Linked DNA regions of Homo sapiens: region 1 is linked to region 2. A link is a loop called in an ENCODE intact Hi-C map of the cell type or tissue named here. Cell type or tissue: CD4-positive, alpha-beta T cell. All regions are shown on one strand. Each heading gives the region's core, and the rest is flanking DNA. Links, peaks and the distances in the headings are about the cores only.

Region 1 (15,313 bases), core at 4,893-12,892, 460 kb before region 2:
TTCAACCACAGAAATGATTGTCTCACAGTTCTGGAGGCTGGGAGTTTGAGATCAAGACATTGGCCAGCTTGGTTTTTTCTCAGTCCCCTTTCCCTGGTTTGCAGATGACTGTCCTTTCCCTGCGTCTTCACATGGTCTTTCCTCTGTACCCAAAATCTCTTCTTATGAGGTCACCAGTCATATCAGATTAGAGCTTACCCTGATGGCCTTCTTTTACCTTAATCAACTCTTTAAAGGCCCTATCTCCAAATACAGTCACATTCTGAAGTACTGGGGATTAGGGCTTCAACACAGGAATTTGGGGGGACACAATTTAGCCCCTGACAAGATCATTTAAGAAAAATTACCCAGGGGTTTCCTTCTGGGCAGTTTGTGAGCAACTTGCTCCTCTGAGTTTTTTCTGGAGGGATGACGATTTCAAAGTACTTGTTTCACAGTTTAAATGCTAGAGAAAGCTGCATTTGAGTTCCTGGAGTGACACACTGCTCTGCCAAGGGGAATGGCTTTCTTGTCGGGCCATAGTAGATAGGGTCCAGCTCTTAGGGCCTGGACCCTTGCACTTCTCTCCTTCAGATTTGCTAGTCTGAGTTTTCCTCTGAAATGAGAGCAGTGACCTGGAGCCTTCTACACTGCCACCCCCACGCAGCAGCCTCCAGTTTGCCAAGTTCTTTGCTTGCCCTTGGCTACAGGTAATGTTGATGCATAAGTTTGCCAAACCCTGGGCACTGGGCACCAATTTCAGGTAGAGATTTAGTGCCATTTAGAACATAGTGCCCTTTATTATTATTATTATTATTAGAGACAGAGTCTCTCTCTGTGGCCCAGGCTGAAGTGCAGTGGCGCCATCTCAGCTCAGTGCAACCTGTGCCTCCCTGGTTCAAGCGATTCTCCTGCCTCAGCCTGCCGAGTAGCTGGGATACAGGCACGCGCCACCACGCCTGGCTGATTTTTGTATTTTTAGTAGAGATGGGGTTTCGCCACATTGGCCAGGCTGGTCCCATAGTGCCCTTTAGAATTGCTGTGGAAGGGCGAGATTCAGAGTGACCCCTGTGAAGCCAACCCAAGTGGGGCTTTCCCTGACTTCTATGGTTAAGCACGCCAGCTACGGGCTCCCCTATCAGCATGTATTTCCCCTGCCACGACCATCCCTCTGTTGTAATTGTGTGTTGGTGCTGTCTGCCCTGTGGACTGAGGGTTTCATAAGGGCAGGAGCCATGCACATATGGTGGAGTTTTGGCACAGTAGCACTCAGGAATTTGTGGAAAGAATAAATGACCACTAACATTTATTGAGTATTTATTTTACCCCACATGCTGTTGCCTTGATATTCATTAAGTGAATGCTCACACTACTTCAGTGAGGTGAGTAAACTATGTCCACTTTACACATAAGGAAACTTAAAGAATATAAGCTGACTTGAATGAAGTGACGTACTTGGTGAAACTGGAATTACCCAGCGCCCAAACTCTTTTAGATGCAGAGGTAGCAAATCCATAAACTTGGAAATGGGGCCAAAAGATTAAGAAAGGGGACAGTTGGCCGGGCACGGTGGCTCACGCCTGTAATCCCAGCACTTTGGGAGGCTGAGGCGGGTGGATCACGAGGTCAGGAGATCGAGACCATCCTGGCTAACATGGTGAAACCCCATCTCTACTAAAAATACAAAAACAAAATTAGCTGGGCATAGTGGCAGGCACCTGCAGTCCCAGCTACTCAAGAGGCTAAGGTGGGAGAAAGGCATGAACCCAGGAGGCGGAGCTTGCAGTGAGCGAAGATTGTGCCACTGCACTCCAGCCTGGGCGACAGAGCAAGACTCTGTCTCAAAAAAAAAAAAAGGTTGGGGGAGGGGGGACAGTTGTTTCCTAGCCTTTCTAGATCTAGAAGTATGAAGAGACAGATTTAACTGGGGGTAAAGGACCCTGTCCTCTTGGGGGTACTGCCCTGCAAGCGCTTTAGGAAGTCATCTGATTCAATTTGAAGATTTCCTTCTCCTCATCCCAGGATTCTGGATATTGCTTATAAATTGTATAGTATGTGACCTTTTGTGCCTGACTTTTTTACTTAGCATGATGTTTTCGAGGTTTATCCGTGGTGAAGTGTGTATCAGTATTTCTTTTTCTTCTTAATAGTTGAATAATTTTCCACTATATAGATGTACCACATTTTCTTTATCCATTCATCAGGTGATGGACGTTTGGGTTGTTTCCACTTTTTGGCTATTATGTGAATAATGCTGCTAAGAACATTCATGTACAAGTTTTTATGTAGACATATATTTTCATTTCTTTGGGGTATATACCTAGGAGTGGAGTTGCTGGAGTAATTTTTTGTTTATTTTATGTTAATTTAAGTTTAACTTTTTGAGGGACTGCCAGATTGTTTTCCAGGGTGGCTGCACCATTTTACATTTCCACCAGCAATGTATGAGGGGCTATTTCTCTACATCCTCATCAACAGTTGTTATTGTCTGTCTTTTTGATGAAAGCCATGCTAGTGGGTGTGAAGTGGTATCTTGTTGGGGATTTAAATTGCATGTCCCTAATAACTAATGACGTTTAGCATCTTGTCATATGTTTATTGGTTATTTGTATATCTTCTTTGGAAAAATGTCTATTCAGATCTGTGTGGGTCATTTTCAAACTTGTTTCTAAGCTGAAAAAATACAAGGTATCTTTGTGTTGATTTCCTTTCACTCCCTCTTCCCCTCTTCCTCGCCCCTTAGTCATGGAGTCATTGTACCAGGACATAACCTGGAATAACTGTTTTGTAATAGGAAAAAGTACCCAACATCCTACAGAAACAAACCCCGCATCTGGGAAGGAGCCTGGAGAACTTCATTTGGGATGCTTCATGAGTCTGGCTGGAATGTTCTGTCTGAACTGGGCTTAAACAATGTCCTGGAGAAGTATTTGGTGTCCTCTGGTTTTCACACTGAAGTTATGCATTTTTGATGGAAGTTTAGCACTTTTTTTATCAAAAGCCAAAATATAATGGATAGTATGCCAGGTGAGCTTTAGAAATTTCATCAAAATAACTCCAATGAGAGGTGAGCTCTGGCAGTTTCATCACAATATCTGCAAATCACAGGCCCTTGGGCCAGGAAATAACCTTGAAGGAACACCTTCCATAGATTGCTGCCGGCATCCACAAATGACATTTTCTATGTACGTTCAAAATTATGTATTTTGGCCGGGTGCGGTGGCTCGCGCCTGTAATCCCAGCACTTTGCGAGGCCGAGGCAGACCTGAAGATCACCTGAGGTCAGGAGTTCGAGACCAGCCTGGCCAACATGATGAAACTCTGTCTCTACTAAAAATACAAAAATTAGCTGGGCATGGTGGCGCATGTCTGTAATCCCAGCTACTCAGGAGGCTGAGGCAGGAGAATCGCTTGAACCCGGGAGGCAGAGGTTGCAGTGAGCTGAGGTCGTGCCACTGCACTCCAGCCTGGGTGACAGAGTAAGACTCTGTCTCAAAAAAAAAAAGTATATATTTTGTATATATAAAATGTTTATTTCCTGTTCTTTTAACTCCTGCTGTGGAGAGTTAAGTCATTATGCTCTTCTCTTCATGGAACCCTGTATCAGTCATTGCAGGGACCTGCTTCTCTTTGGTTTCATGTTAAAAGTGTCTTTTTTTTTTTTTTTTCAGAGCTCCCCTCAAGAAAGATTAAATTATCTTTTTTTCTTCTTCCCCCTCCCATAGATTCCAAGTGCAAAGTATTACATATATGCCCTTAGACATCGCCTTTAAAAATATGTCTAATCTATAAAAATGCTGTGTTCTTAAGATTTCCAGCTAGTTTTGGCTTCTGAATGTTGCTTGGTCATTCACCATAGATTACCTGTTCATCCCCCCGACCACAATGGAGATCCAGTCCAATGTTTAAGTGTCCTTATTACCATATCATTTCTGTCTCCTTCCATCTTATCTTCTCACTCGGAGTAGAATAGTTTTAGTTCATTTTACTTTTTTCCATGCTTCTTTTGTTTTGTTTTGTTTTGAGGCAAGATCTCACTCTGTCACCCAGGCTGTGGAGTACAGTGGCCTGATCACAGCTCACAGCAGCCTCAAACTCCGAGGCTCAAGCAATCCTCCTGCCTCAGCCTCCCAAGTAGCTGAAACTACAGGTGTGCACCACCACACCTGGCTAATTATTATTTTTTTATGTAGAGAGGGAGCCTCATTATGCGGCCAAGGCCGGTCTTGAACTCCTGGGCTCAGATAATCCTCCCACCTTGGCCTCCCAAAGTGCTGAGATTACAGGCATGAGCCACCATGCCCAGCCCCATGCTTCATGTTTTTCAGGTATAAATCAATTTTGGCTGTACGCTAAACCTCAGATTTTCAAGGTATACTCTGTGTGAATAGATACACAAAAGAGTGGACCCAGCAGAAAAGCCAAAACTCATGTTGCTGGCTTAAAACAAACCAAAAAACATATATGGTGACTCTAAATTGTAAGTGTTTAAAATTAATTTCACTTGTACAAAACAACTCCAGCAGTAAGTCAGACTTTATCAGGCTTTGAGATCAAAGCCCTTGGAATTATCTTTCATAGTTCAGACATCATTGATTGAATCTTGTTTTACTAAATCTTTCTCGCTTCTCACATCTCCATGGATTTGTATGTGTCTGACCACAGACATATGTCTGTACGTGTCTCCACCCACAGAGTGTCTGAGTGTGTGTGAATTATAAATATACCCATCTTTCAAAATAGATCTTTATCTTTGGTGTTAATTGTGTCTTTGCTTCTTCCACTTTCACAGTGAGTAAGTATAGTTGGGAAGTGTACCTATATATACAGTTGGCCATATACTGCCTCTCACTCATTAATTGTAAGCTCTTCTCTGTAGTTAGTTTCAGCCAAGCTTGTTGGTAGCTGGCATCTGATTCAGTTTCAAAGCAACCTGCCTGATGGCTGCTAACATCAGAGTCAGGTGCCATGACCTTGGTGTTTTACATAGTTCAAGACCAAACTGTGAAGTTCATTTTTGATGTCCAGGAGGGGACTTCACTTTTTATATGAAATATTTAAAACATAAAAAAATGCTTATAGATGTTTATGTTAAATATTTATACATACAATATAAATAATACTTGGGCCCTTTTTCTCTGTCTTGTCAGTGTATTTCACTTTCTTGGGGACTCAGGGCTCTTCTGTCTTACTGTGGTGTTATGATATACACTGGTTTTTGTCCACGATTCCTAGCTCATAACTGCCATATCCCTAGTTACAGTCTTTTGTTATAATGTTGGGCGTGTTAAGCCTCAGGAAAGTAGAATCTCTCTTCTGCCTTTCTTTCACCTGCCTCAAGGTAGGACTCTAATCTTCCCCTCCTTTTTGATTGTGGGTCTTTTCCTAAGACCCTCCCCTGAGAGGGGCCTGTCTCATACCCTGAGAGAAGGAATGCTTTCATAGAAACCCAAGAGGACTGGGTTCGAGAACTTCCAGATGGCTGAACATGTGGAGGTTCCTAGAGGGCAGAGACCCAGGGAGGGCATGGAAGCTCTGTGCCCCTTCTGCCGTACCTTGCCCTATGCATCCCTTCATCTGTATCCTTTCCAGTATCCTTTATAACAAGCTTGTCCAACCCATGGCCTGCAGGCTGCATGCAGCCCAGGATGGCTTTGAACACATCCCAACACAAATTTATAAACTTTCTTAAAATATTATGAGTTTTTTTTTTTTTTTTTTTTTTTTAGCTCATCAGCTATCATTAGTGTTAGTGTATTTTATGTGAGGCCAAGACAATTCTTCTTCCATTGTGGCCCAGGGAAGCCAAAAGATTGTACACCTCTGCTTTATAATAAGCCAATAAACCTTAAGTCAGTGTTTCTGTGAGTTGCTTCAGCAAATTAACCAAACCCAAAAAAAAGGATCATGGAAACCTCAACTTGAAGCCAGTTGGTCAGAAGTTCTGGAGGCTCAGACTTACGACTAGTGTCTGAAGGCTGGGGGGTGGGGAGGGCAGGGGGATTGGGGGCAGTCTTGGAGACTGAGCCCCAAGTGGGTGGGGTCTGGTACTACCTCCAGGTAGATAGTATAGAAACAGAATTGGAGGACACCCAGCTAGTGTCTGATGCTTGGTTTGTGTGGAAAAAACACTACACATTCAGTTACTGACATGGTTTAGCTCTGTGTCCCCACCCAAATCTCTTCTTGAACTGTAATCTCCACATGTCAAGGGAGGGACCTGGTGGGAGGGGTTTGAATCATAGGGACGGTTTCCCCCATGCTGTTCTCATGATAGTGAGTGAGTTCTGATGAGATCTGATGGTTTAAAAGTGTTTGGCTCCCAGCACTTTGGGAGGCCAAGGGGGGCGGATCACGAGGTCAGGAGATTGAGACCATCGTGGCCAACATGGTGAAAGCCCGTTTATACTTAAAAAAAAAAAAAAAAAAAAAAACTTAGCTGGGTGTGGTAATGTGCACCTATAATCCCAGCTACTCGGGAGGCTGAGGCAGGAGAATCACTTGAACCCAGGAGGTGGAGGTTGCAGTGAGCTGAGATTGCACCACTGTACTTCAGCCTGGCGACAGAGTGAGACTCCGTCTTAAAAAAAAAAAAAAGTGTTTGGCAGTTCCCCACCCCCAGCTTCTCTTCTGCTGCCATGTAAGACCTGCCTTCCTCCCCTTCCACCATGATTGTAAGTTTCCTGAGGCCTCCCCAGCCATGCAGAACTGTGAGTCAATTAAACCTCTTTTGTTTATAAATTACCCAGTCTCAGGTATATCTTTATAGCAGTGTGAAAATCAACCAATACAGTCACAGAACTCTTCTGTGTTGATTGTTGTGGTATGAGGGTAGAGGAAGAACATGGCTTGAGAGAGTTTTTTCTGTGTGTACCCACTGTCATCCTTTTAGATCCCTTTCTGTGCTTGGAAAATGTCCTTCCTTATGACACATGGTGGGCAGCAGAGTCCACCACCCAGTGGGAAAAATACAAATGCAGAGATTCACTTTCCAGCATCCTTTGCAGCTAGGGTCTGGGCCCTACAGGTCCGTGTAATCATCCTGATCTCTGATGGAGAGCCAGTGGCACCAAAAGCTGAGGGACTATGAAGAGCTCAGTCTGGCTGTGGGAATAGTTTATACAGGGCTGAGTCCTTGGGATGGCAGAGACTGTGTGGCTGGTGGCAGTAAGTGGTGGCCAGGGCTGGTGCTGTTGGCTGCACAGGCTGTGGCACTGGGGGCTTGGGATTGCTGCAGTCGGGTCCTTACCCGACCAGTTCTGGGGCATGTTTGCGTCTTGTTCCCGATTACCCACGCTTACCTCCTTAATATCCTTTTAGCAAAGTACTTCTCTGCTTAAATCAAGCATTGTTGATTTCTGTTTCTTGCAATTAAGAATCTTAATTGATACACCCTGATACACAGATTCTGGATCAGTGGTTTTAAAATTCTTTTCAGGCAAGGAAGCCTTTCATTAAATGAAATCTTATGAGGAAGCGTAACACATGATGCTGGTAAAAGAGGTGCTGCTCTGCATTAGGGCCCTGGAGGGAATGCTAGTGCATAAAGCATAGCTGTAATCCATTGCCCTGGACATTCTGTGATCCTGGATCAATTACTGCCTCCCTACCCATGTTACACAGGCCCTGGTCTCCGCCAGGCAGCTGCTGGATGAGGAGGGGTTGATGTTTGCTGCTAGTTCTAAATCAGTGTGTATTTCCAGAGCCCTTCATATGCTGTTTGTCTCCTCCAAGACACCGGCCTTCTCTGCCTTCTGATCGCTTTCACTGGGTGAATGGTGACATACCCTCCTGTGTGCAGGCCCTGTACAAGTGTGGATACCTGGATCAAAGAGATTACATGCCTCTTAGAATCCTCTTCAAAATACCAGTCCATTTCTAAGATTAAAAAACTTAGCAGTCAACTAATCAGTAAGGGCTGATATTTGCCCTGTTAAAAGAAAGACCTTAGCCAAATTAAATTTAATAGAGTTTAATTGAGTGAGGAACGATGCCCAAATTGGGCAGCCTCCCAAGCCAGAGTAGGCTCAGAGAGACTCCAGCACAGTCATGCAGTGGAAGACGATTTATGGACAGAAGGAGGAAAGTGACGTACAGAAAACATTAGTGAGGTACAGAAAGAGCTGGATTGGTTACAAGGTTTGCCTTATTTGACCATGGTTTAAACCGTTGATCCCCTTTGACTGGCAAAAACTCAGTGATTGGCACAAGACTAGGTTACAGTCTATTGACACCTCCACATAGGTTATAGTTCACTGTGCACAGAGAAACCTTTAGGCTGAACTTAAAATATGTAAGGAGGCAGCTTTACACTAAACTTGATTTAACAGCCCTCACAGATAAAGTAGGATGTGCTTTGCAGCAGGTCTGCCATGGCGTGATCATAGCTCACTGCGGCCTCGAACTCCTGGGCTTAAGTGATCCTCCCACCTCAGCCTCCCGAGCAGCTGGGACCACAGGTGCGTGCCACCACGCCTGACTAATTTTTAAATTTTTTTGTAGAGATGAGGTCTCACCATGTTGCCCTGGCTGGTCTCAAACTCCTGGGTTCAAGCGATCCTCCCACCTTGGCCCCCAAAAGTGTTGGGATTACAGGGGTGAACCATTGTGCCTGACCCTGACTTTTTTTTTTTTAATTTGAGATTATTAGAGTCACATTTAGTTGACATTTTGGGCCAGATGACTGTTGTAGGGGCTGGCCTGTGTTTTGTAGGACGTTTAGTGAATCTCTGGTTCTATTCCCTAGATGACATGAGAACCCCACCTCCCTTCCTGGGTGTGACAGCTCAGTGTCTTCAGACACTGCCAGATGAACATGCTCTTAGGAGCAGAATCATTCCCAGTTGAGAGCCGCTGCTCCAGAGCCATTTTAAAGGTACAAGGAGCGGTGCCACCACTGTGGGGACCGCAGCTGGACCTGACAAATTTTCCTTGGCTATAGTAGAAGCCTCAGACCCTGCAGCCTTGGCTGAACGGGGAGGAGGTGAAGCCAGAGGGGCTGAGCAGGTCACTGCCGGGTCCCTGTGAGGTGATGACTCTGTGTGGCCTCTCTGGGAGAGCTGAGAGGCTGCAGGCTGTGGCGTGGGCCCTTTCAGCCCTGAGTGAGCCGTGTGAGTAGAAGGCAGGTCTGAGGAGGGGAGGCCCAGGGAACCCTCGCCCTCCCCTGCCTCTCGCTGGGACTTCCTGAGTAAAGGAGGAACTTGGGAGCCACAAGCAGATCCACTGCCCTGGTGATGCAGTGGGGGAAAGGGTGGGGCCTGGCCTCTCAGGGCAGAACCTCTGAGAAAGGCCCCTGGGAAGGAAGATTCCTGAAGAGGATAAAGCCAGGCCTGCTGGTGGTGGCTGGGGCGAGGATGCTCAGTGCGTTTGGAAGACAGCAAATCACTCCAGGAGTGGCCTGAAGACAACCCTCTCCCTCACAGTCTGCCGAAGAGCAGAAGTTTGGAAGAAGCAAAGAAGAGGCAGGGTTTCCTACCCCTGAGCCTCATTTTAGGGTAGGAAAATCAGGTCTCATGGGAGCCTCGTGAATTCCGCAAGTTCTCCCATGTAACGGATGTCGGAATAAAGTTATTTCGGTTCAGATGCTATGTCGTAGCGCTATGATAGCTGTGAACATGCAGGTAAAGTATTCTCAGGGTTGGTGATACTCAAGCACTGCTGTTTGTACTTCTGTAGAGGAGTTTATAATTTTTTCTTAGTAATGACTCCATAAAACAAAAATGAAAGTTTCACTGGAATAAAGTGTTCTTTTTGTGTACAGAGAAACATCTATAATTAAAAAGATAGTATATTGACTTCAGATCATGCTAACTTGATATGCTTTTGACTCTATTATAAATACGATCCTAGATAAACCACCAATGCCAAAAGCAGAATAAATCCTTTACGGTGAGGAAAAAGAAGTGGGAGGGAAATAACATATGGCATAAAGTTATACAAACTAAAAATAAAGCTGCCTGGTTCTCCTCAAGTAGCTCTTAGGTACTTTGAATGTCCTCAGTGGAAGGAAAAATAATAAATCCAAACATGATTAAATGTATGTGGACTTAAACTGTTATCACACACATTTTTAGAGACAGAAAGCGGATCTGTGGTTGGGGCCGGGGCTGGGAATAGGGATTGACTGCACTCTGGCACAAGGAAAATGTTTTGGGATGATTGAAATGTTCTAAAATTGGATTGTGGTGATGGTTGCATAACTATAACTTTACTAAAAATCATTGAATTTTACACTTCCAGTGGATAAATTCTATATGTAAATTTTATGTTGCTGAAGCAATAACAGAGTTATTGCTGTGTGCTTTAAATGACATCTTACTTGAGGTTTTTTTTTTTTCATTTTTAAATGTTTTGCAATTTCAACTTTTGTTTTAGATTCAGGGGGTGCATGTGCTGGTTTGTTACATGGGTATATTGCATGATGCTGAGGTTTGGGGTATGAATGACCCCATCATCCAGGTAGTGAGCATAGTACCCAGTAGGGAGTTTTTTCAACCCTTTCCCCACTCCCTCCCTTCTAGTAGTCCCCAGTGTCTCTTGTTCTCATCTTTATGTCCATGTGTACCTAGTGCTTAGCTCCCACTTATAAGTGAAAACATGGAGTATTTGGTTTCTGTTCCTGCGTTAATTCACTTAGGATAATGGCTTCCAGCTGCATTCATGTTGCTGCAAAGGACATGATTTCATTTTTTTTATGGCTGTGTAGTATTCCATGGTGTGTAGGAACCACTTTTTCCAATTCGCTGTTCATGGGCATCTAGGCTGATTCCATGGCATCTTATTTGCCTTAGCTGTTTTGTTGTTTGTTTGTTTGTTTTGAAACAGAATCTCACTCTGTCACCCAGGCTGGAGTGCAGTGGTATGATCTCAGCTCACTGCAACCTCCACCTCCCAGGTTCAAGCAATTCTCCTGCCTCAACCTCCCGAGTAGCTAGGATTACGGGTGCGCACCTCCATGCCCGGCTATGTTTTGCATTTTTAGTAGAGACGGAGTTTCACCATGTTGGTCAGGCTGGTCTTGAACTCCTGACCTCAGGTGATCCACCTGCCTCAGCCTCCCAAAGTGCTGGGATTACAGGCATGAGCCACCGCGCCTGGCACCTTCACAGTTTTTATGTCTCAGTGTTTCATTATTGCTTCAAGTGTCTGACTTAAGGTAAGTCATTTAAGCCCTCAGGGCCTCATCTTCTTCCCTGGAAAATGGAGGTGACAGTGTTCCTACCTCAGGAAACTGTTGTGTCAGTTAATAGAATAAATAAGTGTAAAGCACTTGCACCACACCTGGCTCCTAGTGTCATCACCACAACTGCCATCCCCGCGGTTACTGTTCACTGTCACTTTCTTCTCCAGCCTGGCCAAGGCCAGGTCTCTAGTCCAGGCTCACTGCCCAGCCTCTCCTAGCCACACGCTGCAGTAAAGGTGGAATTCTGAATGAGAGCTGAATCTTTCTGAAAGCATTGGGGCTCCCCTATGCTTTAGGTGAGTTCAGACTCCTCTCGGCCACGGGGGCCCTCCCCCTACACCTGGGCCCCTTCTTGGTCTCCTCATCTCATGATTCCTCCAGCTGTCTCTAAGCCCTTGATTCTCCTGCCATTTGGAAATTCTTCCAGATTTCATATGGGCTTTAACTGGGACAGTCTTCCCTCTCTTCTGCCAACCCTTGCTCTTCCTTTAGGTACCAGCATCGTGTGGCTCTTGGAAAAGCCAGCCAGGAGTGCATGATAGGCCCTGTCTACTTTGTGCCCCCTCAGGAGCCCTCCAGAATTGTAATTACCATGAACACCTGTGCACCATCATGAGTCCCATGAGGCAGGGTGTGCTCTCCTGCCCTGCACTGGTGTGGCTTCCAACTGTGCCTGGCACAAGGTCAGGAGCCCTCGAAGGTAAACTGTGTCTCTAAGGTGATGAGTTGCCTTCCTGTCTTAATTGCTCCAGGGAGATAACTTAATCCAAGGCCATGTTCAGTTAATTTAGAAAAGCCTAAAGTCTAGAACCCTTTCTCTGAGTCTCTGTTCAGGAGAATGTTCCTTTATGAATTCTGGGGATTTGATTTAAACTTGAAAAGAGATTATGGCCTTGGCATTTGGCGGGATGGTACTTTTCCAAGGGGAAGAAAATAATAAAAGAAATTACTGTGAACCATGTATTAATTTGCAAACCAACTTTTTCTTACAGAGTTCCTCTTTATTTTTCCAAACATGTATTTAAAAGATACATTTGAGTGAAGCAATGTCCTGGCTTTAATCTGCGGGATTTAGTGGTTTACTACCCCCAGTGGTAACCAGCCTTTCCTTTCCCTGACCACTAATGGGCTGGTGGGAGCTGGTGGTTCCCACAACTTCTATTTGTGTGTATGTTATCCCATCTTTAAAGATTTCTAGTTTAGCTGCATTTTATAAGGTGTATAATATTATGTCAGTACTTCTACATGATTTATCAATAAGTAATATATATATTGGGGTTACATGCTCAAATGCTATAAAGATGGTTGAAGTTGTGATGCATTATTTTAAAATTAGGAATAGGGCTGGGCACAGTGGCACACACCTGTAATCCCAGCACTTTGGGAGGCAAGGCGGGAGGATTGCTTGAAGCCCAGGAGTTCGAGACCAGCCTGGCCAAGATGGCAAGAAAGGACCACACTGTCTTAAAAATAAAAAAAAGAGGCCAGGTGTGGTGGCTCATGCCTGTAATCCCAGCACTTTAGGAGGCCAAGGTGGGCAGATCATTTAGGCCAGGAGTTCGAGACCAGCCTGGCCAACATGGTAAAACCCTGTCTCTACTAAAAAAAAAAAAAAAAAAAAAAAAAGTTTTCTGGGCGTGGTGGCGCATGCCTGTGAGGATAATGATTACGTAGAACTGTATCTGTACAGTGGTTTGCAGACTGTAGAAATCAGCATGAGCTCTTTGGGATGAAGGGTTGAGCCCTTCGGCTCGGCCTCCTCAGCAGTGTTGCTGGATGCTGTTTGTGAAGCACAGTTACCTGAGTCACCCGAGGAGCCTTAAGTGTGTCCCCCACCCCTGGCTTGCACTCTCAGGATGCCCTTCACTGCCCTGAGTGGGGCCGGGGTGGGTGTTGAGCCTCCCAGCTGATTCCAAGCGTGGCTCCTCCCCAGCAAACTGAGCCGTGGCTCCCAGACACCCACCTGAGGGACTTGGATACAGCATGCAGGAGCTAGAGAGCAGTAAGAAAGACTCTAAGAAGACTCTTTCCACCAAATTAAGTTCATTAATAAAGGAATTAGGTAATTGGCATGGGATGTTTAGAATAACTAGCTGATACCGGGAGAAAGCGATGCGGGGGAAAGGTAACACCTCCTGTGCGTGGGCATGAAAGTCACTTATCTGATCCCCATTTGTCCTCATTGGTACCAGATGTCCCATCCCATTGTGTCATTTCTGTGTGGCTTACTGGGGAGGCAGAGGGGATGAGGCAACAGCTGTTTTCTTCCTGTCTCCTTCATGCCCTGCCCACACTTTCATTCTCCATTCTGGGGGTAGTGGAAGGAAAGGCTGCTGCTCCCTTCCCAGAAACCAGGGCCATCGTGCCCCTCCTTGGCCTTACTGTTGGAATACTGGGAATCCTGTGACTGTACCCACAGCTGCAGTCCTAAAGCAGGGAGGTAGGCAGGAGAAATTTTATTAAACATGCTTGGAACACATTCGTGATTGGGGGTGGGGATTGTGGCTCTTAGGGCAGCCCTGGGAAGTTTAGGTGACTGAGTATTTTAGGAGTCTGCACATGTCTGCCTGGATACCTCATGAATGCCAGCTCATCCTCAGATCCCAACTTAAAATCCCTTCCTCTGGGAAGCTGGTTCCAATTCTGGACTGGTCGGGCTCCTTCCCTGCTCTGTGCCCGCTGGGACAGTAGTCTTCAGTCATACATCCACTCAGCTCCACCCCAAATCTGTCCCTTGCTCTGCAGGCTCAGGCCCCCCACCCCCTCATCATGCACCTGGACTTCTGCATCAGGGTCCCCCTCAGTCGGCTCCTGGCCTCTCACCTCTTCCCTGCTGCCGGCTCCAGGGTGACCTGGACCACCACCCCACACTTTCACTGCCCCCAGCAGCGTTTCTTAAAGCTGGGTTGGATCTGTAGAAGGATTCCCCAGGGTGCTTTTTTGAGCTTCCCCAAGACCTGCTAGGGCTGACCATTGTAGGTAGCCTGGAGAATGTGCATTTGACAAGCTCCCTGGTAATGCTGGCAAAGGCAGAAGTTTAGGGACCACTGAGCAGGGTCCACCAGGCGGTTCACAGTCTCCTATCCACGCGCTGTCTACATCTCATGACTCTGTCCCATGCCCTGCACACCCCACCCGCCACACCCCACTGCCTTGATTTCCCCTCACGTGCCTCTGTTCCCTTTCACACTCGGAGGGCTGTGGCTGTGCTGTCAGTGTGCACAGATGCTGTTGGGTAGCCCTCCTGGCTGTGACTCCCTTCTGGTGTCCTGTGCTCACCTCTGTGTTTGGTAGCTGTGGAACTCAATGCCCATCCCAGAGTCAATCATTTTGACTTAAGACAAGCGATTATATCTTTGCACTCCTAACATCTGTCTAGCACAGCCTGACACCTAGGAGGCAGAAAAAACAGTTTTGAATGTGCGAGTTGAGTGTGGCCAAAGTGAGAAGCACCTGGAGTTGGCCTGTATTCTGTGGCTCCCTCATGTGCCTAGCCCCCAAACACTGCCCTCATGTTACAGGGAAATGTGGCAAGTGAGGATATAAAGGTGTAGGAGATAAAGAAATATGGCAACATTATTGAAGTTAGGAACCGTCTGGATTTTGTCTTGGTGCTTCCAAGACCTCAGCATCACGGAGCAGTGGGTTGTATGAAGTTCAAGGCTCCCTTTTTCATGGAAAATTACAAGCACATTTATTTTTAGGTCCCATGTCCCTATTTGTTCTTTCTTCAACTCTTTGTGTGGCAATGTTAACAAAGAGGAGGAGGAGAGAGGGCAGCATGACAGGACAGACTTGCCCCATCTGTTACTCCTTCTCCAATATCACCAGTGAAAACCAGGATTCCCCAGACTTTTGCCATCCCGGTTCCCATCTGTTGCGTTTCTTACCATTGATGAAAGCCATTGACAAGAATAAAAGTGACTGATAAAATAATAGCATGGGGGAAAGTAAAATCTACAATATGCTTCTGGGAATTTGTCTTACCAGCGTGGATAAGGTTGTGCATCGCAGCGTTGGTTGTGGAAACAGTCTGTGTGTCCACTTAGACTGTAGTCCAGCCACAAAGGGGGACATTCTGCAGCTGGAACAGAAGGAAGAGAAGGCCCACATGGAAAAATTTCTGTTCTATAGTGTTCAGAGCAAAAAGTA
Region 2 (15,313 bases), core at 3,793-11,792:
AGCCTGGGGAACAGATCAGCTTTGAGATGCAAAGATGCTGGCATTCAGTATATTTCCCAAACGATTTTCTTCAGAGCTCATTTGTCTTTTGGTTTCTGTGCAATGTTTTGAGAAAGAAACACTCTCACCTTCAGGGATGCCTTTTAAGTGTGAAGATCATTTTGGTCATTAGAAAAGGGGGACAAGCAAAGACGTTATTACATGCTAGTGCTCAGGAAGGTAGAAATTGTATACATACAATTTAATTTTCTGGCAGATCTTGGCCAAAACCGGGAGTGAACAAATGTCAGAACCACTTCTAGAATATTTCTGGGGAGAAAAAAAAAAACAAAAAGAGAGTTGTTTAGTTTAAGGAGTGGTTCCCCACCTTCTAAAGGCCCCTCTGAACTTGAGGTTTCTGGATCCTCCTTCCTCTAGAATCCAGCCCATTTCACCTCTCTAAATTTACCTCTTGTTCCTGTCCCCACCATCCATATCCATGCCACTGCCTGTGCCTTTGCCCATCGGGCTCCTCAGCCCGAAGCCTTCCCTCCTTCTCTTCCAGCCAGCTCTTCCCAGCTTCCCAGCCACCCTCACTCTCCACCTTGTTCCAGGAGGGTCCGGCAACAGCATTCCTCTACCCAAGTGCTTTAAAAATAAAGAAGATTTTCAAACAAAATAATTCCATCTCATTATGGAAATAAAAACTAAAGGGAGAGACCAATCTGGGGTCTGGGAGGAAGGAAGGTCCCTTCCCCCACAGAGGAGAGAGGTGCACAGACCAAGCCCCTTGTGCTTCTTGAGCTGTGGGTTTCTAGACAGCGATTTCTATGAGGCTCCAGATGTGGGCTACACTAAAAGCCCTGACGTTTTACCAAGCAGTGCTTTTAGAAACATTGCAGTTTCCACAATGCTTTCCTCAACTTAAAGAAAGAGAAGAAGACAATAGGGTAGAAAAGTGAGGCACCAGCATTTATCAATGAAGGGAGAGAGACACTGGATTCCTGCCAGCCCTGAGTCCTTCGAATGGCTATGAGGAGTGTTATGGGCATTGGCGATATTTGACCCTGGCAAGAGAGAATCAGCAACCGTTTCAGAATATAAATGAGGTACTTAAGGATTTTTGAGATGCCTGCCCAGCTTTCTAGGAGGAGAAATAATCCTGACTGGTGGCCCAGCTCCATGTAAGATGTGGAGACAAAGAGGCTGTCCTTGTCCTCAGCTCTCCGTGGAGTGGAGGGCAAGGGTGGAGGCCCCAGCTCCGGGCACACCCTGTGGGGTCTGCAGAGGCCAAGGCACTAGCACGTGTCTCTAGGAACCTGGAGGAGAATGCAGATGACCCTGCAGTGAGGTGGGATAGAGGCAGGTGGGGAGGAAGAGAGACGGCCTGAGGCTTTGTGACTCAGTGCGGGCCACAGCCTTGCTAGAGATGCACATCCTTGCCTTCCACATCCCCACCTCAGGGCTGCTGAATTGAAAACCCTGGGGTGGGTCGTGGCAGCCTATGTCTTCGTAGCCCTCCAAGTCATTCTGGTGCCCACTAAGGCTTGACAACCACTGCTCTAGGTCTGTGTCACTCAACGTGTGATCACAGATGAGGAGTATTGATGCCACCTGGGAGCTTTCAGAGATGCAGAGTCTTGGGCCCTGCTGCAGACCTACAAAATCAGAATCTGCATTTTAACAACGTCCCCAGGATGCACACTAAAGCTGAAGTAGCCTGGCTCCCGGAAGAGGGAGTGCCCGAGCAGTGCTGTGGAGGTATGAGAAAGCTTGGTGTCTTAGAGGAATGCCAAACATTCCCACCTGGAGGGAGAATCGGAATGGCAGAATGCAGTGAACCATGGAAGGAAGGAGACAGGACGGGGAGCAGGGGCCTGGAGTGCAGCACTACATGTTACCCTGAGGACTGTGGGGAAGCCGTGGAGGTGTCAGGCAGAGGAATCACATTTGCGTTTCGGAAAGATGTCTCTAGGCGTGGGAAGATGGCCTGGAGAAGGATCATTTGAGATAAGAGACCCCAAGGCCCTATCTCAGGGTTTCAAACCTCGGTGCTATTGCCATGTTGAGCCGATAATAATTCAGTCTTTGCTGTGCGGGCTGCCCTGTGCACTGTGAGATGCTGGGCAGCATCTCTGGCCTGTGACCCCCAGATGCCCGCCGCACAAATCTGCCTCCAGACATTGCCAAATCTGCCTCCAGACACTGCCAAATGTCCCCAGGGTGGGAGCAAGGGGCAATATTGCCACGAGTTGGGAAGCACTGATGGGAAACAGGGCGGAGGAGGGTGATGGTGTGAAGAAGGGGTGGTTAGAAGGGTGACTCCAGAGACTTAGTAGCTGACTAAGATCAGGATTGTGGACACACTGCAAAACAAGCATCAGCATAAGCTTCTACTAAGGTAGGAGACCACTCCTCATATTGTCTTATGTCCAATTTCTGCCTCCAAAGAAAGAAACAGTAAAACCTCGAAGGCAGAAATGAAATCCACAAGCAGACAGCTCGGCGCCACACCCTGGGCCTGGTAGTTAAAGATTGACCCCTGACCTAATCGGTTATGTTATCTATAGATTACAGACATTATATAGAAAAACACTGTGAAAATCCCTATCCTGTTTTGTTCCAATCTAATTACCGGTGCATGCAGCCCCCAGTCACGTACCCCCTGCTTGCTCAATCAATCACGACCCTCTCACGCGCATCACTTTAGAGTTGTGAGCCCTTAAAAGGGACAGGAATTGCTCACTCGGGGAGCTCGGCTCTTGAGACAGGAGTCTTGCCGATGCCCCTGGCCGAATAAATCCCTTCCTTCTTTAACTCGGTGTCTGAGGAGTTTTGTTTGCGGCTTGTCCTGCTACACTACAACATTGACAGCACTTCGGAAATACAGACACTATCTGAGATCCAGAGTCCAAAGTCAGGTTGCATTTGAATGTTTGAGGTACTTTTAATATTCAGTTTAGTCTGAAGGCCTTGGTCTAATTCTCCTAACAACAGTCTAGATTTTAACACTGGTAATAGCAAACTATTAAAAATTGATATGAACAGTTTTATAATTACTAGACAAAAGGTGCAATAGAATACTATTATATAATTGCACAGCTGTTTGCTGTCAAAATTCAGCCTGATGGCTGCAGCTGTCTTTGCCATTCATTGTGTAGAAATTGGGGTTAAGTGGGTGGCAGATGATATAGGGGCCCCTAGAATTCCTCCTGGTTAGACTGAGGTTTTGATTATCTGGTCTTTTCATTACATAGTATGGGAAAGACCACCCTTCTCTTACAAAGAGAACTGAGATGGGCCCCGAGCAACATTGTATGAGTCTTGCTTGCCTATTTGCCAGCCTCCTCCTTTCAATTTGAACTTTGCTAGATAGAGACAAAATGTGGGCTGTTATTAACTCAGCAATACATTTAAAATATTGCAACTGGCTGCATCTAATCCCATCTAAAATGAGAGTCTCAAATCAGGGCTGTCCCTGGGGACAGGAGTCATGCAGCATCTTTGCTTTGCAATCTATTTAACCGGCTTCCTGAGCTTCCCCATGCACCAGGATGTCAAATGAATGCAGAACAACAAACGGGTTGAATAAAGAAAAATGGGCTGAATGGGGTAAATGGAAGGTCAAAGTGGGACAGTCATCACTCTTCTGTACACAGCCAGGCTGAAACTGAATTTCTGTGTGGCAAAGTGCTTTTCAACCCTTGTCGTGTATTATATTACCTGGGTTTAATTGGTCTAGGGTGGGGTTTGGATCTCGGCAATTTTTATAGGCTTCCCAGATGATTCTATTGAGCGGGTGGGTTTGTGATCAGGGCTGTCATTTGTAACTGCACAGGTTGTCCACTGTACGATCCCAATATCCGCATAGCCTGTGACGTAAATGGTGCTCCCCAAAGTTTAGTACTAAGGAGGCCTTGTTGAAAGCTACTGGCCTAGTAGAAAGGGTACTGAACGTGGAGATAGCTAGCTCTGGATTTAAACGTGGGGTTTCTCACCTACTAGCTATGTGGGGTGAGCACATAACTTAACCTACCCGAGACTCAGTCCTCTCATCTATAAAATGGGGCTGATGACAAAAATACTCTATCTATTTGAGAATGAAATGATTCCATAACTCAGGTGCTCTTAGATGCTCGATGCTCTGCCAAATCCATGAAATGTTCCCTCTAGGATCCTCTCATGGCCTCATTGAGATCCAGGCTTTATCTGGAATGTTTGATCTCCTTCAATAATGCATAACTGTTTTCAAGTCTGAATTCTCACCAACCGATAGGCTGTGCTGAAATGATATGGAACCTACTGAGTGCAGCTTTCTGTACCCTGGCCAGGTCTGAAGTTATATCAGCCATCACAGTGGAATTATTAATTACTCTCCGAGCAGTTTTTTCAGACACACTTATTTGCATTTTCTGTTTATTTTTGCCTTGATAGCTGTAATCTGGAGAGCAAATAAATTGGTGGAGGTTTCAGAAGAGTATTTTTATTGTTGAATTGTTCAGTAGAATTTTTTTTTTCACTTCTCGCGAGTAATTGTTGGAATCCTGCCCCGTGAATTATGCTTGCAATTCTGGTGACAGAAGTAAAAAATTGTAAAATCCTAATTAGGAGTTAATGCCAAGGCAGTTTTTGCTACTGAAGTAAACAATGCCTGGAGAATACGTTTTTAGGGGTGTGTGGAGAAGAATAAAATACCAATTGTATTGTTCTCCATTTCTGCTCAGAGTTCTGAAGGGGGTGGTCAAGAGTTTCCTGTGGTCTTTTAATATCTTATTCAACAACTTAAGCAAATTAGCTCAACGGGCTACTGTTGGCCCTTAATTATTCACTGAATTAAATAATGATTGTCAATGCAGACATTGTGATTGATTAATCAGTTATGTAGAAATGCCTACATATTGCCTGTCACTTAACATGTATTTATTGGCCTTGTTCATAAAAACCCATAGGCCCTCCATGAGCAGAGTTGCCAGATAAAATATTACACTAGATATACTAAAACACTATTCGTTGTTTATCTGAAATTCAAATTTAACTGGGCATCCCATATTTTTACTTGCGAAATCTGGCAAGCCTAGCCATGAGGGATTTTCCTCCCTTTTATTTCTATGTTGCCAAATGAATAATACCTCAAATGTAGTGTATCAAGGTGAATGATGAGCTAGCCAGCAGGGAGAAGCCAAGGACGAGGTCTTTGCCCTCCCATTGCCCATTGCTGATGGATGCTTCCTTACTGCCAGTATCTTTGGCATTGAGGATAATGTCGTGCTTTAAAGATCTACTTTTCTGCTTCCTTTTCAAATGGGCTGATTTGCAACCAGGGCCTAAGTCAAATACGTAAGCCTGCGAGAACTGATCTGAAATAAATATTCTATCTGTTGAACGAGAGTGTTATTACACAGAGGACAAATTAAGGAAACATGAATAAAAATTATGATAACTAACTCACATTTATCGAGGACTTGGTAAGTCCTAGCCAAGATCCCAGATGCTCTCTGCACTCTCAACTCTATCAGTACTGACACTGGAGGACGCTATTATCATCCTTGTCTTACAGACAAGAAAACTGGGGCTCAGTGAAGTTGAGCACCGTGCTTAAGGTCACATTTTTAGAAAGTGGAGAAGCAGGAGGATACAGCCTCCTCCAAGACGGTCTACTGGAAAGCAGCAGTTCTCAACTGGGGGTGATTTTGCCTTCCAGGGGACATTTGGCAATGCTGGGAGGCATTGTTGGTTGTTGTGACTGGGGAGGGGTGGATGGTGGTGCTGCTGGCATCTAGTAGGTAGAAGCCAGGGTTGCTGCTGAACACCCTACAAAGCCCAGGACAGCCTGCACAACAAAGGATTATTCTGCCCCAGGTGTCAGCAGTGCTGAGGCTGAAAAACCACACTGTAGTGAGAAGGCAGGAAACACAAGTGGAAGCAGTTCACATTCCTACTTCCATCCCCACGTAGCTATGGCATGTTGCAGGCTTATATCCGGAGTAGTCCTTGCCTTTGGGATGTGAAAGCCGGGGCCAGTGAGAGAGGACATGCCAAGGAAAAGGCTGGCGTTCTACGTGCTTAGTGCTTACCAGAATCGGGGACTTCTTGACAATTTGTCTTGCCTTCTGTAGTGTAAATTTCCATGTCTCCTATAAAAACAAAGTTAGAGAACATTACAACTCATGTTTTATCTTTTCTTCCTACATCTTTTCTAAAATTAGGATATTTAAAGTCCATAAGTTTTCAATAAATGAACCACTCCATAAATTTGTAATAAAATAATTCACAAGAAGGCAATTTCACATTAATAGCTCTTTTTATTTTGGGCTTTGCTTTGTGTCAGATGCAGTGCTAAGCACTTTGGAAACATTATCTTATTTACTCTTCAAACAGCCCTGTGAGATACGACCATTTCATAGACGAGGAAACCGAGATGCAGAAAAGCTAAGAGATCTCATAGGGTCTGGCAGAGAGGCAATCTGAACCTCTGCTTCCTGACCCTTCTGCTACGCTGATCTCCATAAGCAACTTATCCTGGTGTCTAAAACCCCCCAGCAGGAGGCTGTCAACAGCCTACTTGAGTGCCTTGTGCTTTGGCAGTGAAGAATGGCTGATTGTTGCTGTGCAAGCTAACACCTCATCTCTCAGTCACCTCCTCTTCCCCTGGTTGGAGATCTCCTGTCCTCTTTCAACCATTTTGAGAGCATCTAAGTGCATCTTCCAAGGGTACACACATTGCGAATATAAAGAGTTAGCTCATTACTACCAGTAATGATTGCTGTGAAACTCCAAAGAACACTGTGTTTGTCTATTTGTGGAGGGGTGGGAGAAGAGTAACCCTGGGCTGGGTGGGGAGGAGGAGGGTTTTCTCTCATCACTACTTCCCAGAGCTTTCAAACCCAACTGAATGTGCATGTCCTGGCCCTGCCAAATCCCTCCTGGGCCTGCTACCTGTACAGCCCTGAAGTAATCTGCTCAACAATTGGAAAGCTCTGTCTGCTGGCTGCTAAGAGTGCGTGTTGATGACTCAAGAGGAAAAGATGCTCTTCAGGTGGGTTTGGTTGCCAGGATGCCCTGCTACGGTGTATGTTTCTTAAAATATTGAAAGACTACTGTGCCAGTTGGTGAACAGCTGTGTCCCTAAGCCCCTGAGAGTCCTCCACTCTTGCTCTGACCACCCAGCCTCTTCCTTGGACTCTCCCAGGCCTCCTTGTGATCCGTCAACTATGGGGCCACTGTGATAGTCCCACCCAGTGGGCATCTGCAGGCTGTGCTCCAACTGCACCCAGTATCCATTCTGATTAGTTGGCAGTAGGCCAAAAGAGCTGATCCCAATCTTCACTTTTAAAACATGACATCTTTAATACAAAAGCTGCTTAGAGAATGACCCCATTCAAAAACTGACCTCATTAAATGCACTTTTGGCCTTTTCTGGAAATTCTAGCAAACCCTAAAATTCTCCTATTGTATAAATTAAGATTCTCTGGCATAGTCAGTGTAACAGACACCAGATTTTCATGCAAACTATTCTTATGGTGACTTTGTGGCTACTTTTATCAGCAAAGAGCTCATTCCCCACATTTTAAAATGTGAAGGTGGTAGTCCTCTGCCTCAATCATGTGCCCCTGCTTCTCTGTCTCAGAAATAGTCCTTTGCATTCTCAGGCCCAGTTTAAAATCTTCAGAGCCTCGCACAGTCCTTGAGGCATAGTAGGTGCTCAGTAAACATGGAAATAAAAGCAAAAGAAAATAGTTACGATATTATGTTAAACGAGGAAAATAGGCTACCAGATTTTATGCACATAGGAAAAAACCTTGCAAAGGAATATGTTATAATAATGATGGGTGATAACTTTTTCCTTTTTGCCTTTTTCTGGTTTTCTAAATTTTAAACAATGAATACCAATTCAGTAATAAATGCTTTCAAAAAAGAGCTCAATCCATGTTGTCTTGTTTCTTGTTGAAGAAAATGATGTGCTCCGTGCACTGATATGCAAGTGAAGGCCCTGGGGATCTGGTGGTGAACCCCACGGTGAATGACATAGACATCCCTTCCCTCCCAGAGCTTTCTCCCTGGCAAGGGGACTGACCTCGAGCAAGTACAGTAAACAGAAATAAGATGAAGCAGAGAGAGGGCTGAATCCCTTTGAGAGAACCAATCTCATTTTAACCAAGCTCGGTTCTCTGGGGCTCAATGTTTGTTGGGAGGTAATGACAAGCTATGAAAACAGGATGTGGCAAGTGCTGCAGCAGAGGCTGTGCTGAGGCGGGATGGGTGGCTTGTGTGTCCTCCCGGGAGGTCTAGGGTGGGTTCATCTGGATGTGGCTGGGTTTCCGATATTGGTGCACATGGGGGTGGCAGCAGGAAGCCAGGGCCGGGGCTGCAGGGAAATGCACCAGCTTTTGCCAAGGAGGGGGAGTCGAAGCGTCCAAGAGTGGGAACAGAGTCCTGATCCCAGATGGACATCCAGACTCACCCATTTACTCAGCACCCACTTCCAAATTCCAGTCACAATAACTGCTAGGAAAATCTGGGTTTCTGCTGGAAATTGGGGATGGGTAGGACCCACAAACTAGAAAATTAGAAGCATTTCTGCAAGATGCAGTTTGGGTAACATCAAATTGAAGCAAAGAGGGAGCAGTCAGGCCTTTAGCACTCTCAAAGGTGAAGGCTACATGGGGAGTGAGGGAAGGGACCCTAGGGTAGAATCCCACCAGCACCCTTGAGGCCGGGGCAACAGGGGCTTAGCCAGCACAGACAGAGTGGCTGTGTGTAGGGTGCAAGTTTAGGTGTAACAAAGATGTGGAGGCGTGCCCTTGGACCCAGGGTTGTCTGCAGCCTTTGTCTCGGCGGCACTCACCACTGCCCCTTGGCAGAGGCTGTCCCCATGTTTAGGGATGGCAATCTGGTGGTGATGGTGACAGAGTTGTCCTGCAGCTGCCTTTGCAGGTACTCTACCTAAGATTCAGAAAATGGCAATTGACTCTACCCAACAATAAAGTGAATAGTGGAGGGAAGCTCCAGAAGCCACCACTGGCTCCAACCCTGGGCATCACCCAAGGCTAGAGAAGGACCCCAGCCTGGCCGACTTGAAGCCGCTGCAATGAGGTAGAAAAGAGCCTGCAGGAAGCTCATGGCCTTGAGTAGGTGGGGAAAGGTGAGTAAGTCAGAGATTCCAGGCTCGGAATAGCTGTGCACAGGAGCCGAGGGGGCACAGGTGCAAAGGACAATGGTTTACATCACCCTCAGGGGTTGAGAAAGCTTCTTAGGGGACCTGCAGCTTGAGCTAAGCTCCTACTCAAATCCCTCTTCACCCCTAGAAAGTATACATCCTCCCTACTTTACAGCGCAGTCCACCCAGAGGTCAAGCACCTCACGTGATCACAAAGGTAGGGGCAGACTAGAGGGAGGTCTGCTCAGGAATCAGGCCCAGAGCTTTCAGTCTTCAAGACTCATGCATGGCTTTCTTGTTTACAGTGTGCCAGATCATAATAAAAATGGAGTTTCTGGCCTTCAAAACTGGCATCACAGGGATTCACCCGGGAACTGCCATTCTAGAAGCCCCCCCTCCTCAGCCCCCTTTGGATAATTTTCCAGTTGCAGCGCTGAAGTCTTGTTCCCCCAATGACTCTCAGAGCTCCTGGGCAGGGGCTTCGGGCTCTGGGCTGTAATTTTTGATTTCCCTTAACATCTTCAATAACATTGAGCCCAGGGCATGTAGGCAACAAGTGCCTGTTGACTTAAATTCACAAAATTATGAAAATGAGAAAGACTAAATAGAGACTAAGAAAGGGCTGTAATTTTCAGATATTTCCTTTGAAAGCTCGCTACAAGGGTTGCTTCCTCCTGAAGCCTTCTCAGCTTTCCTAGCTTTCGGGCCGAGCTTTCCTTTTCTGTTTCCTTTGCATTCTACATTATAACACACTCCCATGCATACATTTCGCATTCCCCCACTAAACCTCAAGCTCTAGGTAGGTGAGGACGGTAACAGTTGCCTTTATGCAACTCCCTGACCCCCTTCACTCCCTACGTTTGCACCTGCCATGCTACCTTAGAAGAAATAACATTGACTGAACAGAGGAATGAGAAAATGTCTGAAAAATACAGCCCTTTCCCAGTCTCTGTTTAGTCCTTGATCATCAGAGCACACAGTAGTATATAGCCACGGTGGCTCACTAAAACACTTCTGTCTAGAATGATTTAAGCGTCTACCCAAATCAAAGCCAGCCCAAAGTCTTCAGACAAGAGGAGAGGCTTGGGGACTACTGACTGCTATTATGGGTTGAATTTTGAATTGTCTCACCTAAATTCATATCTGAGATCATAACCCTGCAGAAGCTCAGAATGTGACCTTATTTGGAAAAAGAGTCATTGCAGGTGTAATTATTAGGTTGATGCAAAAGTAATTGCGGTTTTGCCATTAAAAGCAATAGCAAAAACCGCAATTACTTTTGCACCAACCTAATAGTTAAGCTGAGATAAGGTCATATTGGAGTAGGGTGGGCTGCTAATCCAGTATTATTAGTATCCTTATAAACAGAACACTGTGCAAAGGAAGAGAAAAAGACACATAGAGGGAAGATGATGTGAAGATACAGGGAGAATGCTATCTACGAGAAATGTCAAAAATTCCCAGCAAACCACCAGAGCTAAGAGAAAAAGGCATAGAACAGATTTTCTCTCACAGCCATCAGAAGCTAACCCTACTGATTTCTTGACCTTGAACTTCAGCCTCCATAACTGTCAGACAATTGCTTTCTGTTGCTTAAGCAACCCAGTTGGTGGTCACAGCCCCCACAGACTCATACAACTCTCGCTCTCCAGGGTGATTTTTGTTCTCGACCTTGAGCTAAGAGTAATTTGGATGATGAAAGAGCAAGGGCCAAGTGCTCATCACCATCAGTATTTTGGGCAAAGTGGTACTGTTAGTATCTGTACTCTGCCAGGCGTAAGCCACATGGGAGCCCAAGGAAAAGAAAGAAAGTACTGTGGTCAGATTAAACCATTTGGATGTGAGCAAAACATCCGTCTTCAATAGAAACTCTTTAAATATTGGTCTCTATTGCTATTTCCTATTTAAAATGATTTTGGACCATAGAGTGTTTGTGGTTTCAAACCCTGGCTTCATTAGTTACTAGTTGTAGGACCTTGGGCAAGTTACTTAAGCACTCTGAGCCTAGTTTCTTCATCTGTAAAGTGGAGATAATAGCGTTGTGAGGATTGACAAAGATTGTACTTAAAATAGTGTCTTGCATATTAGTAAGCATGACATTAGTATTAACAATAATTGGTGTTTTTATTTTGGTTTGTAATGTCACCAGTAAACAACTGGAAAGAGTATAATAATTGCAACATCAGCCTACAGAAATGTATGCTTTTTTTGAGGATCCTGAAAATCACCCTGAGAAGAAAGTATTACTGTTCCTGTTTTACAGATGAGAAAACTGAGGCTCAGAGAGATGACACAATTTAACCCAGGCCAGTCTGCAAGCACAGCTGAGATTAGCACTCTAGTTTCTAGACTCTAGTGCCTTTCCCACCACTGAAACACTGTTTTCCAAGAATGAAGTAAGCCTGAAATTTTAACATAAGCAAGAAAATATGATTGATGAGGTTTCACCAGGCCTTGGGGAATGGCAAGTGTGGCTCCCATGGAGCGAGGATGGTTTAATGCAAAAGGTCAGATACCAAGGGGAGAGGACTGGCTCTAGGTGTCAAAAAGCCACGCACCTGGGTGGAAATTCATGCAACCCAGGCACAAGCATGGTGGCAGCTATATGAGTGGTAAGAAAGGAGAAAGAAGTATTCTTCCATTCAATCATTTTTTTGTGCAGTTGTTCATTCTATTCATTTATTTTACAAATACTTACTTAGTGTTTATGTTTGATATGGTTTGGGTTTGTGTCTCTGCCCGAATCTCATGTCGAATTGTAACCCACAATATTGGAGGACTGGCCTGGTGGGAGGTGATTGGATCATGGGGGTGGATTTCCCCCTTGCCCTTCTCATGATAGTGGGTGAGTTCTCATGAGATCTGGTTGTTTAAAAGGGTGTAGGACTCCCTTTGCTCTCTCTTCCTCCTGCTCTTGCCATATAAGAGGTTCCTGCCTCCCCTTTGCCTTCTGCCATGATTGTAAGTTTCCTGAGGCCTCCCCAGCCATGCTTCCTGGTACCGGCCTGCAGAATTATGAGCCAATTAAACTTCTTTTCTCTATAAATTACCTATTTCAAGTATCTCTTTATAGCAGTGCAAGAATGGACTAATACAATGTTGTGCCATGAATTACATGCTGGGGAAATAGTAGGGAATGAGACATCAAGGCTGTTACAATGTAGGAGAGAAGATTGACAGTAAACACTGTAATTAGAAAACAGTTTAGAAAGTGTTAAGTAGTAGTTGCTATTCTCCCTCTTTTACAGATGTGGTAAACTGAGGCTTAGAGTAGGTAAATAACTCCCCCAAAGTCACAGAGCCAATGAGTGGCACAGTCCAGATCCAATTCAGACCCACTTGGCACAAAGTCCATGATTTTTCACTCTGCGCTGGGAGATAGATGTTAAACGGTGTGCTTTTTTTTTTTAAGTTTAAAAAAGTTTGGGAAAACTGAGAATGAATTCCTACCTTAAGAAAGCCACACCATGCATTCGTGTATTCAAGGCTTTGGGCCGCTTTGTGGGAATAAATATTATTTAGATTGTGCATTTCCTAAACATTCAATGGTTTCAGCCTAAGTCCATTCAGCTATATTGACTACAGTGGTAAACATACGAAGACCGTAGCGAACAGAGGATCCTCAGGGACACAACAGAATGTCCTGAGACATTTTTAAGGTATGGTGAATTGCACAGGACACATTCAGTAACTGGGCTTTCTAAGGTTCTGTGATGTTAAAGAATTGAATTCTGGTACACTTAGAAAGGAAAGAAAAATAGTGCTTTTAGGCATGAGTTTCTACAGTGAACAATTTTGAGTGATCAAGTTCTCTGTTATCAATTATAGCATCAGTAGATTTGAAAAGTACAAAATGTGCCTTTGTTCACTTCACACATTTGACAGCAGTGACAGATTCTCACAAAGGAGAAAGCCCCTGGGAAGTAAAATGATGATTCCAAATGGGCGTTTTTTATTGTCAAAGAGCATGCATGAATGAGGGGGGAGGTGGGGGTGGGGGAGACTGCTCATCTACCCCAGATCTTTTCTAAAAGTTTATTAGGACAGGTTGTTCCTCACACCCAAATTCACTGGTATAAACTGATTTTTAAAATGGAGCAAGATTTGAAAGATGAGATCCTCCAGGGATTTTATTGCCCACTGGAGGAGGGAAGTGCATAAATAACTACAGCATGAGGCAGTGTCTGTGCCCCCCACCCCAACCAAATTCTTGGATTGAAACCTGAATCTCCCTATGATGGTTTTCAGAGGTGGGGCCTTTGGGTAGTGATTAGGTCATGAGGCTGGAGCCCTCACAATGGGAGGAGTGCCCTTATGAGAAGAGGCTAGAGAGAGCCAGCTCTCTTTTCTCCACATGAGAACAAAGCGGTCTGCAGCCAAGAAGAGGTCCCTCGCCAGAACCTGACCCTGTTGGCACCGTGATATTGGACTTCCAACCTCCAGAACTGTGAAAATACATTTCTGTGGTTTGTAAGGCACACAGTCTAGGGTACTTTGTTAGAGCAGCCCTAACTAAGACAGGCAGATCAGAAAGAGCCAACAGAGAGGTACAGAAAAGGGCTTCAAGGCAATTTCTATTCAGTAGGAAGACAAAGGCAAGAAGTTTTACTGCTTACGGGTTTTTATCAAATAGTGGCATGTCTAGCCTTTGAGTGAAATTTGCAGGTCTGTTATTAAATCTGCATTCTGCTGTATCCTACAGTGGCAATTTTCCAATACTCAAGATGTAGCTCTATCAAAGCCTAATTTGGTTTTTAGGTTCTGACACTTTCCAGCTCCAATGGGCATTTATGACTTTAAATTATATGCAAAAAATGAAGTCTGTTCACTTCATTTTCTTCTTCCAGGGATGAAAAAAAAAAGGGTAAAAGTAAAAGAAAAAAGCCATTACTTTTAAATGCATCCCCTTTTATCACTGAATGCCTCTTCTTCATACATATTTTACCCTTAGCTAAATTTTCTTCTTTCCTGCTTCTAGGCTAATTTTGCATTGTATAGCTATTAGTATCATCAGAGTATTTAATCACACTCTTGCTATCGCTTCCTATTCTCCAGGCAATACCTTTCTTAAAAAAAGCGTTATTTTAAACAGCATTATTCCCACCAACTCCTTTTCCTGACATTATTATTCATTGATTTTACCACCACCATCACATACCACTCTGCTATAGAGTTCTTAAAGTTCACACCATAGAGGTTCTTCTATGCTTCAAGTTCTATACCAAACATCGTATAGAGTTTATCTCTAAATTTTGTACTAACTTTGCAAAATAGGAAATAACAGTTCTTAACTCTACTTTGTAAATGAGAAATCCAAGACCCGGTGCTGAGTGAATTTTTCTAGGCTTCACAACTAATACCATTGTTCCATTTTGACTGTTTCTTCCCTAGTATCTGGGCTCATAAACAAGCTCTCCAGTACTAGGCTCTGTGGTCTATTCTTATTTATAGTATGTTGTCTTATTCTTTACACAAATAATTTCTGGCAAATTTTGGGTTAATCAGATGGTGGGTATGGTTCAGTCATAAGGGTCTTTTGTTACATAGTCTTTTACTTTTTTTCTATTTGCTTTCAGGTTGTGTGATCAGTCTTACTCTATGTTACACAACAAATCAATTATTTGTATTAGTTTCCTATTGCTGCTGTAACTAATGACCGTAAACGTAGTGGCTGAAAACAACACGAATATTCTTTCACAGTTCTGGAAGTCAGAAATTCAGGGCTAAAATCAAGGTGTCTGCAGGGTTGGTTCCTTTTGTAGGTTCCCAGGGAGAACCCATTCCTTGCCTCTTCTAGTTTTTAGTGGTGATGGCCTCATGGCTCTGAACACTGCCTCTGTTGTCACATTTTTTTTCTCTCGCTCTGATCCTAATGCTTGCCTCTTGTAAGGATTCTTGTGATCACATCAGGCTTACCCAGATAATCCAGGACAATCTCCCCATCTAAAATCCTTAACTACATTACACCCTCAAAATTCCTTTTGCTGTCCAAGGTAACAGACACAGTTACGAGGGACTTGGATATGAACTTGGAGGGTGGAGGGAGATTATTCTGTCTATCATATTTCTCATTCAACAAATAGTTGTTGAGTAATTAATGCATGTAGTGAACTATGTTCAGCTCTGAGGAAATTTCAGGGACTAGCACTATGTTTGAGGAATAAAACAGCCAGACTG

What was found. Peaks named below come from ENCODE experiments on the same cell type or tissue, not always from the same donor. Only the 100,000 strongest peaks of a DNase experiment are listed, where the experiment ranks them.
Region 1: it touches region 2 in a loop (4-fold over the local background); 1 of 110 quality-filtered maps calls a loop at or near these places.

The regions. Positions count from the first base shown.
Region 1 is chr7:36,166,936-36,182,248 of GRCh38, forward strand. All of the region lies in intron 2 of EEPD1 (endonuclease/exonuclease/phosphatase family domain containing 1), which reads left to right. Among named protein-coding and RNA genes, the nearest start is that of EEPD1, 21 kb to the left of the region's middle. In CD4-positive, alpha-beta T cell, for the core only: no CTCF peak of the experiment used is centred there; a DNase peak (open chromatin) is centred at 9,146.
Region 2 is chr7:36,631,798-36,647,110 of GRCh38, forward strand. AOAH (acyloxyacyl hydrolase) reads right to left here. Exons shown (of 21, transcript NM_001637.4): 5 at 6,054-6,113; 6 at 239-309. Among named protein-coding and RNA genes, the nearest start is that of AOAH-IT1, 39 kb to the left of the region's middle. In CD4-positive, alpha-beta T cell, for the core only: no CTCF peak of the experiment used is centred there; a DNase peak (open chromatin) is centred at 8,224; H3K27ac peaks cover 3,562 bases.